Regions from separate parts of the Homo sapiens genome. Here region 1 is linked to region 2. The links are chromatin loops, found by intact Hi-C in ENCODE. Cell type or tissue: transverse colon. All regions are shown on one strand. Region 1 overlaps ZFYVE28 (zinc finger FYVE-type containing 28). Region 2 overlaps ZFYVE28 (zinc finger FYVE-type containing 28).

Region 1 (5,000 bases), 57 kb after region 2:
GATTTTTTTTTTTTTTTTTGAAGGAGTCTCACTCTGTTGTCAGGCTGGAGTGCAGTGGCATGATCTCGGCTCACTGCAAGCTCCGCCTCCCGGGTTCACGCCATTCTTCTGCCTCAGCCTCCTGAGTAGCTGGGACTACAGGCGCCCGCCACCATGCCTGGCTAATTTTTTTTGTATTTTTAGTAGAGACAGGGTTTCATCGTGTTAGCCAGGATGGTCTCGATCTCCTGACCTCGTGATCCGCCCACCTTGGCCTCCCAAAGTGCTGGGATTACAGGTGTGAGCCACTGCACCCGGCCAGTTTGTGATCTTTTGTGACTGGCTTCTTTCACTCAGCACGATGGGTGTGTTTTTGTTTTTGTTTTTTTAGACGGAGTCTCGCTCTGTCTTCAGGCTAGAGTGCAATGGCACGATCTTGGCTCACTGCAACCTCTGCCTCCTGGGTTCAAGCAATTCTCCTGCTCAGCTTCCCGGGTAGCTGGGATTACAGGCATGCGCCACCACACCCAGCTAATTTTTGTATTTTCAGTAGAGACGGGGTTTCACCAAGTTGGCCAGGCTGGTCTCGAGCTCCTGATGTCAAGTGATCCTCTCGCCTCGGCCTCCCACAGGGCTGGGATGACAATATGATGTGTTCAGTGTTCATCCACACAGTAGCATGTATAAGTGCTGCGTTCCTTTCTGTGGCTGAAAACTTATTCCATTATATAGATAGACATTTTGTCTATCCATTCAACTGTTTTCCAAAGTGTCTGTGCCATTTTATTTTTCCATAAGGAAGAGAGGAGGATTCCAGTTCCTTCACATCCTCACCTTCCTCACCACAACTTCATATTTTCTGGGTTTTTTTTTTTTGAGGGGGGGGGGAACATTCTAATCGTCCTAATAGATAAAATGGTATTTAATTGTAATTTTTTTGGCATTTCCTGACTGACAGTGATGTTGGGCATCTGTTCATGTGTTTATTAGCCATTTGTATATCTTCTTTGGAAAAATGTCTATTCAAATCCGTTTTCCATTTGTTCAGTAGTGTTTTTTTTTTTGGTCTTTTTGTTGTTGGATTGTAAAAATTCTTTCTATATTGCAGATACTATGTCCTTATCAGACACATGATTTGCAAAAATTATTCTGTGGGTTTTCTCTTCACTTTCTTGGTGGTGTCCTATGAAGCAGAAAGTCTTCAGTTTGATGAAGTCCAGTTATCTGTTTTCTCTTTTGTTGCCCATGCTTTAGGTGTCATGTCTAGGAAACTGTGGCCTAGCCTAACGCCACAAAGATTTACTCCAATGTTTTCTTTTAAGAATTTTAAGCCTGGGCGCCGTGGCTCACGCCTGTAATCCCAGCACTTTGGGAGGCTGAGGTGGGTGGATCACTTGAGTCCAGGAGTTCAAGACCAGCCTGGGCAACGTGGTGAAACCCCATCTCCGCTAAAAATGCAAAAATTAGCCGGGCAGTGTGGTGCACGCCTGTGGTCCCAGCTACTCAGGAGGCTGAGATGGGAGGCTCACTTGAGCCCAGGGAAGTCAAAGCTGCGGTAAGCCATGTGAGACACCATCTCAAAAAAAAAAAAAAAAAAAGAGAGAATCTTTGAGTTGTAGCTCTGACATCTAGATATATGATTCATTTCGAGTGAATTTTTGTATGTGGTATAAGGTCAGAGTTCAGCTTCATCCTTTTGCATGTGTGTCTCCGGTTTTCCGGCAGCATTTGTTGAAAAGACTATTCTTTCCTGGTTGGTCTTGGCACCCTTGCTGAGAATCCACTGCCCATAAGCATATGGGTTTCTTTGCGGACTCTCGGTCTCATTGGTCTGTATGTCGGTCCTATGCTGCTGCTGCACAGTCTTGATTCCTGCTCTTTCATGCCACATTGCAAATCACAAGTGTGAGTCCTCCAACTTGTTTTTTTTCTTTTGGCTATTCTGGGTCCCTCGAGTCACTCCCACATTAATTTTAGGATCATATTGTCCATTTTTGCAAGAAAAAAAGGCAGTTGGCACTTTCGTATGGATTGCATTGAATCTGTAGATCGATTTGGGGAGTCATGCCGTCTCAACAATATTGTCTTCCGACCTGTGAACACGAGATGTCTTCCCATTTATGTAGGTCTTCTAATATTTTTCAACAATGTTTTGTTGTTTTCAGTGTATGATTCTTGTACTTCTTTTGTTAAATTTATTCTAAGTATTTTAATCTTTTTTATGCTATTGTAAAGGGCTAAGGATTGTTTTCTTCATTTCACTTTCAGTTTATTGCTACCATATCTAAACACAAATGATCTTTTTTTTAATTTTTATTTTATTTATTTATATTTTTTTGAGATGGTGTCTCACTCTGTCACCCAGGCTGGAGTGCAGTGGCACGATCTCAGCTCAGTGCAACCTCCGCCTCCCGGGTTCAAGCAATTCTCCTGCCTCAGCCTCCCGAGTAGCTGGGACTACAGGCACACGCCGCCACGCCCGGCTAATTTTTTGTATTTTATTAGAGACGGGGTTTCACCGTGTTGCCCAGGCTGGTCTCGAACTCCTGAACTCAGGCAGTCCGCCTGCCTCGGCCTCCCAAAGTGCTAGGATTACAGGCATGAGCCACCACGCCCGGCGTGATCTTTAAAAAAAAGCCTTTATTGATATGTAACATACATACCACAAAATTCACCTTTCTAAATCACACAGTTCAGTGGTTTTGGGCAATAATACCCCTGAGCCTTCTGTGTCGGGCGCCACGCCAATCCGGCCTTCTGCCATGTACTTGCCGCCTCCGTTCCCTTGCCTCTGCTCTCTCCCTGCCCCAATTCTTTTTTTTTTATATTTTTAATTTTTGTAAAATATATGTAGCATAAAGTTTACTATTTAGCCCTTCCTAAGCGTACAATTTCGTGGCATTGAACACACTCAGTGCCGTGCAACTGTCACCAACATCATCTCCGCAACGTCCTCATCTTCCCAAACTGAAACTGTTTCCCCATCACTCACTCCCCCCGACTCCCCGCCCTCTGCCCACCCTGGCGCCCACCGTTCTACCTTCCATCTGTATGAACGTGACGGCTCTCAGGACCTCGTGTCGGAGACTCAAGCAGGACGCATCCTTTGGTAGCTGGGTTGTTTCACTCAGCATGATCTTGCCAACATTCATCCGTGGCTGTAGCCTAGATCCGAATTTCCTTCCTTTTTAAGGCTGAATAATATTCTGTTGTATGGGTGGACCACATTTGGTTTATCCACGCCTCTGCCAACAGACACCTGAGTTGCTGCCGTCTCTTGGCCGCTATGAACGTGGGCGTGCAAGTATCTGTCCGAGTCCCAAATTTCAGTTCCTTTGGGTAAGGCTCTGATGAGGCTGGGGGTACCGAGTGGAAGCTGACATCCTGGACAGTGAAGGCCCCTCCCTTATTCAGCTCCCAGGGCAGAGGGCAGCAAGGCCCACACCCCCAAGCTGAAGGTAGGGGCTTCATCTGTGGAACCCTGACCACCTGGGAGGGGAGAGCCACGGAGCATTGTTGGGGTCCCAGCAGAGGATCCCGTCCCATGGGCCCAGGCCCCCTAAGCCTCCTACCGTGCTCCCACGTTCCGGCAAATATTCAGCTATGTTAGCACATTGCCATGAGGGAGGGGGCCCCGTGCAGCTCCAGGGACGCTTCCAGCCTCCTCCCCCGCTCTGCCGCAGCCCGCTGCCCTGAATTCTCACGTGCGCCACGCCTCTGTGCTTCTGCAGGGTTTACGTCACGAGGCTGTGTCCCTAAATTAGATACCAGGCAGTTGTGCATGTTTCCCACGGTCTGTGAAAAGACTCACGCCACGTGGGATTCGTGCGCGTTGGCGGGGCTGTGGCTGGCTCGCCTCCGCCTCCGTGGCCTCTGCTGGTGGGCGATTAGATCACGGTGGGTCTTCCATTCCATTGCTGGCGGACTTGGGATCCTGCCCAGCGTTTCACTGGAATCCCCAGCACCGCGTCTAAGACCCTGCATCTCTGCAGACAGACGCAGATGCGCGTTTCCAGTGTATGCCGGCAACAGAGGCCACCGGGCTCCAGAGTGTAGACAGCCCTGGCTTTACTGAAACGGTGCGAACATTTTTTCCGAAGTGGTTGCACCAGCTGACGCTCCCACCAGCAAGGTGAAGGCTCCTGTGGTTGCACCCACACTGTTCTTATTTTTGCACAGGTCGACGAGGATCCCCGAACATTTGGGGCAAGGCTCGGCATGAGACACGGCCAAATAAATGAGCCAAGCCCTCCAAAAGAGGCCGTGCAGGATGCCAGTGGCAACTGAAAAAAATTATCACGAATATTTCTAGGTAGAGAAAAGATTTTGCATCCATGAAACGACAGTAACAGCAGTAAATTTAAAACTTGATAGCAGAAATTTAAACGTCAAGAGTAAAATTAGAAGAACGAGTTGGGGGAAATTTCCCAGAAAATGGGACAAAAAGATAGGAGATAAATTAGTTTAAAATGAGAGGGCCAGTGGGTGCACCCCTAGAGTTGGGCGAGGTGAACCTCCGGAGTTAGTACAGGCCCAGCTGTGAACGATTTATAGGGTCACCGTGGAACCCCTGAGTAGCAAATCTGATGAAAGCTGAGGACGCAGCTGCTGGGAAGATGGAGACCCCATGCACGGAGGGTCCCTCAGCCTCCAAGGGCATCCACGGACAGAGCCTGAGGTCTGGAAGTCAGAACCGATGCCCAGGGAGGCCAGCGAGGCCTGTGGGGTCTTGTGCAGAGGCCCCTGGAGGTCCCGGGCCCTGTTCTGACTCCAGGCAGGGAAGTGTAGGTGGGGGCGGGGGGATCCTGTATTCGTTTCTTGAGGCTGCTGTCCCCGCAAACTGGCCTAAGCCCTGGAAACTGTCTCGCAGTCGGAGGCCCGAAGTGCAAACTCTGGCAGAACCTCACTCCGTCTGCAGGCTCCAGGGCAGGCTCCTCTCGCCTCTCCCAGCTTCTGGGGACTCCAGGTGTTCCTTGGGTTGGGGCCGCGTCTCCGGTCTCAGCCTCCGTGGTCACATGGGC
Region 2 (5,000 bases):
TCACCTTCTCACTCCTCACCTCCTCACTCCTCACCTCCTCAATCCACACCTCCTCACCTCCTCATCTCCTCACTCCTCACCTCCTCACCTCCTCACTCCTCACCTCATCATTCCTCACCTCCTTACTCCTCACCTCCTTACTCCTTAGCTCCTTATTTCTCACATTCTCACTCCTCACCTCCTCAATCCTCACATCCTCACTCCTCAATCCTCACTCCCCACCTCCCCAGTCCAGGAATGAGTTTTTGCTGAGTTTTAAGTCTGTTGAACAAGTGTTTCTTTTTTAGGGAGTGGGGGGGGCAGGGGGAAGCCATCAATATTCTTATCAGGCTTTGTACAGTAATTTGGAGTCTGGTTTTCTCAATGGACTTTGGGGTTAAGATGTAACCTTGATGTTTCTCTTGTTCAAGTGGTACTATGGTGTTTGGAAGATTTGAAATTGACTATTATCACATTGTATGTTTGTTATTTTTAAAAAGCAAATTTTTACTCTTTGTGCTTTGAGAGATATTTCAAATTATCAGAAAATAAGATGACGGGAAATTCCTTTTATTTTGAAAAGTCACGATGCCAGCAGGCCTGCTCACGAGGTGCAGGAAAAGCCCTCCACAAGCCCCGGGGAGGAGAAAGGAAGCTGGTTTCTCAGGGAAGTGTTGAATTGTTTGGGGCAGTATTTTTGTTCCGTGTTCATTCTTGACACCGGAGTTGTTTCGGTCTCCTGGCTGAGCAGAGCCGTCCTCTGGGTTGCCTTACTGTCTTTGCTGGGCATCATAGCTGTCCTCACACATCCTCCCTGCCCCTGCCTCCTGGGGCAGAGGTGGGGACTGGCAGATGGGAAGGTCAAGCTGGAGCCACCTGCCAGGGCATTTAGGGAAGTGTGTGGCCTTTTCCTGCAGTCCCAGCCCCTTGCACATATGAGGACTGGGGGTGGCATGTGTCACCTCTTGACGTGGCCACCACGCGTGGCTGCAGGTACAGATTGAGCGCACTGCCTGTCCCTGCTGGGGTCCAACCTGTGGCTGTGGTGGGCCAGCCCTCATGCTGCTCACTGTCCGTCTCCCCGGACAGGGCCCTGGACTTCGGGTACCTGACTCAGGACATGATTGATGACTACGAGCCGGCCCTCATGTTCAGCATCCCCAGGCTGGCCATCGTGTGGTGAGTGCCTCCTGTGCCCAGGACCTCTGCAGAAACCTGCGGGACGGGCAGGGCTGATGGTGCCAGGTCCCGTGCGGGTGCCGGTCCATGGCGTCTCCACCTCACGGTGGCCGCTCAGCTGTCCCGATCAGTGACAGGCAGGCCTGCTGTCAGCCCTCAGCAGACCAGGGGACCACGTGTCCTGAGTGCCCCCTGTTCACCTTGCTGGTGAGGGAGGCTCTGTCACCCTAGATAGGGCAAGGTGGCCTAACACCTGCCACCTGCCACTGGACAGGTGAGATCCACAGGTGAGCTCATTAGTCACAGGAGACCATGAGGGTCACACAGGGGTCATGCTCGGAACAGAGTGGCCACGCAGGGGCTGTGGGAGGCAGACTTGGTGGTAACAAGAGGACGAGCTGCCCCCCGGGTCCCTCAGGAGGCTGTGATTGGCTTGTTTGAATAATTTGGGGGCTGGCAGGGAGGTGAAGCACATTGGGTTGAAGGGCAGGTGGGGGCAGTTGGTCTGGCTGATGGAATACCTGTGTGGAACCTTTCCTGCCAGCGGGGCCGTCTGGGAGAGCAGGGAACTCAAGGCAGCCTGTAGGGTCCTGTGGGGCTCAAGGACGTGAACACAGCACATGGAAGCTCAGGCCTGAAATCCACCGAGGCAGGATGCGCGGGGTCACCTGCTTAGCGTCTCTGAGCTGTCTGGGGCCAAGGTTAGAGCCCAGGGGTCAGGCTGCTCATCCACACCCTGACTCCAGACGGGGATTCCCCATGCCCCTGCCAGGCGGATGGTCACGGGGGCGGAGGAGTGAGTGGACCACAGAGAGCTTAGTGGAGCTTGCAGCTGGGGGGGAGGCGGAAGTGGGGAGGGGGAAGAGGGGAGGGGGAAGAGGGGAGGGGGAAGAGGGGAGGGGGAAGAGGGGAGGGGGAAGAGGGGAGGCGGAAGTGGGGAGGGGGAAGGGGAGGGGGAAGGGGGAGGGTCCAGTGGGCAGCGGCCAGCAGGTGTGGGACTGGGCAGAGTAGGGGATGGGGAGCCCTTGAGAGAGATGCCCGTGGAGATGTGGATGTCAGTGAAGTGGTCGGGGAGTGGGGGGTGGGCACAGAGGCCACGACTGGTCCAGGCTCAGGCTGGAGAGACCTCACTGAGGCCATGCTGAGGAGCCCCAGGGGACCCCGGGGCACAGGCACACGTGGCAGTGCACTGGGGTTGAGCATGGATACCCCTCCCGTGGGAAATGGGGGTGCAGAGGTGGGAGCACGCGGGGCGGTGGCAGTGCAGTGGGCTAGGGCCAGCGGCGGGGCCTGCAGGGGACAGAAGTGCTTAACCCCAGGATGCGCCGAACACCCCTTGTTGGAGTGGGGAGCAATGGGGGCTGCTGCCGGGGCCAGTCTGGACACCCCTGGGCCAGGCCGCTCACTCCCCTAGGTCCTGGTGCCACCTCCTCCGGGAGGGCTCCAGCGTGGTCTCTATCTGCTGGGCCCTGGCTCCCCAGAGTCCCCTCCAATAGCTCAGGGCCTGGCCTGTTTCCTGCGCCGTCCTTCCCGTGTCCTCGCAGAGGTTGCGTCTTTCACAAAGTTAGCAAACCAGAGAGAGTGAGCCTCACATCGCGCCAGAGGGAGGCTCGGAAATCCTCCTGCCGTTAGACTCAGGGAACTTCCTTTCACCTGAAGACCTCAGGGCTGGAGGGCAGGGTGTCCCCAGTGGCCAGCGACAAGGTGGCTTGGAGGGAAGTGTCCTGGCGGGGAGAGGCCACCCCAGAGCACAGAGCGCCCCTTCCCATGGGCCACAGGATTTGGTGACATTGTTTTTCTTTTCTAGACAAGTGTCTCTCTGTGGCCAAACTCACTTGAAGAAAATGACAGGCAGTTTTGGTCCTTATTCTTCTCTTTGTTTAAAAAACAGAACAGCAAAGATCCTGCGAGCCGGCCTTGTTTCCACCAGGGCGCAGGGCGCTGTGAGCCTTTGCCTCAGGTACAGGTGTCTCCTTGTCCCAAGGGCACTCACAGCAAATGAACAGCTCTGCTGTCCTTGTAAAAAGTTCTCCGCGAGTGCTTTGAGGTGTGGCACCAAGCCACCCGCCCACTCATGCCCGTGTCAATGAGCCGGTGAGCCCTGGCTGGACTTCCTCTTAAAGGTCGGGCCTGGAGTGTGCAGGTGACCCCAGGTGACCCTCCCCGCAGGCCGCACCCCAGGCATACTGTGTTTCGGGACTTTCACACTGAGTCTGCTGCCCGTGTTTGCCCGAGTACAGGCGACCGCAGAACAGCAGCCACTTCCCCCAACCAGTATCATCTGTGTCCTGCTTGCCGACCTCAGTCCACCTGCTGGTGGCCAAACCTCTGCTCCTCCTTCTGTCCTAGGCTTTCATCCTGGGAGGCAAGGGGAGGCGGGGGCTGGGGGATCAGGGTAGGGGAGGCCAGAGGAGGGAGGTGGGGGGGCAGCTTGGGGAGGGAGGTGGGGGAGTGTGGGGGGTCAGGGAAGGGCAGCAGGGGGGGTCAGGGAAGGGCAGCAGGGGAGGCCAGTGCTGCGGGGGAGGCCAAGGGAGGGAGGTTGGGGAGGGAGGCTGGAGCTTCTGTTGGCAGAGGCTTTGTCCCGCGGGTCCCCTCCTGGAGGCACTGGCGTGGGGTCCCCTCGGGCTCAGGACAGTGGGAGAGCCTGGAAAGGGAGTGAGGGACCCCCAGGAGGTGAAGGGGGCTTGGATTGAAGGAGGGAGGAAGGGCGAGAGGGCATAAGAGCCCAAAGCCAGAGTCCAGGGAGCAGGCCTGTCCAGGGGGGTGGCCAGCTGTGAGCCCCCACAGAGGCAGGCATCTAGCCACAGAGCCAGGCTGTGGATACGAGGAACCGTGGGGTGCACCAGGCTGCCACTGCAACCCTCTGTGCAGCGAGCCTCGAGCAGGGCGGGTGAGTGCTGAGCGGGTGAGTGCTGAGTGGGCAGCTGTTCCTAAGGCCGCCCCTCTGGGATGCTCACTGGGGCCCTGCAGCCCTGCACCACCAGCGGATCCCGTCTTGTTCCTCGTCATCCACAGCGACCGCTTTGAGCCGGACAGGCAGAGGCCACAGCTGCCCGTGGTGGGGCCCAGAACCTGCTCCTTCCTGTGTTCATTCAGTGAGCAAGTATTGAGTGCCTACTGCATACCTCGCCCTGTGCTTGTACCAGGGAGATGGACAGATGGGCTGACCCACAGTGCTGTGGAATGTTCTGGATGCTGGAAGGGGGACTCAGTGCAGGGACCCCATGGGGTGGACAGGAGCTGAAGGCGTGAGGGAGAGGCTCCCCAGGGCAGCCGGCCCAGAGGTGGGAGCTGTGCAGGTGGCAGGCAGGGGCACGTTGGTGCAGGTGGTGTATGCTCAGGGGCAAGTCCAGGGCTCGAGCAAGGACCAGGGGGCCGCAGGAACTTCTGCAGAAATGAAGACCCCTCTAGCCTGCATTCCTGGGCCCACACCCTCGCAGGATCCTGCCTCTGTGAAGTGGGCATCCTGGGACCCCCCAGGTGACCCCCAGGGAACACTGAGAGCAGAGGGGAGGCAGGGGTGCTGAGCGGGGCAGGAGCTGAGGGTGGAGCTCCTCTGTGGCTCCTGCCCGTGACTGTGCTGCTGCCCGAGAGCCCCAGTCCCTTCTCCAGCACACAGTGTCAGAACAGTGATGCCACATTTACCAAGCATGAGCTGCGGGCCAGGCTCCCGTCCCCTTCTGAGGGGCTCCCAGTGGCGAAGGCACCGCTGGGGGTCAACAGCTGGAGGCGGCAGAACCAAGCCCACCCGAGGGTCAGAGCCTGCTATTCACCTGTGACACAAGAAAGCAGAAAACTCTAGTTCTGTGGCTGGCAGAGGAGGCCTGCCTGGGGCAGAGGCA

The links. Hi-C counts contacts between places; a loop is a spot of excess contacts. Peaks named below come from ENCODE experiments on the same cell type or tissue, not always from the same donor. Only the 100,000 strongest peaks of a DNase experiment are listed, where the experiment ranks them.
Region 1: a loop joins it to region 2, with 2.5 times the contacts of the local background. A loop is called at or near these places in 7 of 110 quality-filtered maps.

The regions. Positions count from the first base shown.
Region 1 is chr4:2,274,797-2,279,796 of GRCh38, reverse strand. All of the region lies in intron 8 of ZFYVE28 (zinc finger FYVE-type containing 28), which reads left to right. Among named protein-coding and RNA genes, the nearest start is that of MXD4, 15 kb to the right of the region's middle. In transverse colon, no CTCF peak of the experiment used is centred here; no DNase peak of the experiment used is centred here.
Region 2 is chr4:2,331,863-2,336,862 of GRCh38, reverse strand. It overlaps ZFYVE28 (zinc finger FYVE-type containing 28), which reads left to right. Exons shown (of 13, transcript NM_020972.3): 6 at 1,069-1,158. Among named protein-coding and RNA genes, the nearest start is that of MXD4, 72 kb to the right of the region's middle. RefSeq lists enhancers at 1,944-2,741, 3,160-3,219, 2,742-3,539, 3,470-3,549, 3,540-4,337 and 1 more. In transverse colon, a CTCF peak has its summit at 3,071; a DNase peak (open chromatin) is centred at 3,242; H3K27ac peaks cover 992 bases.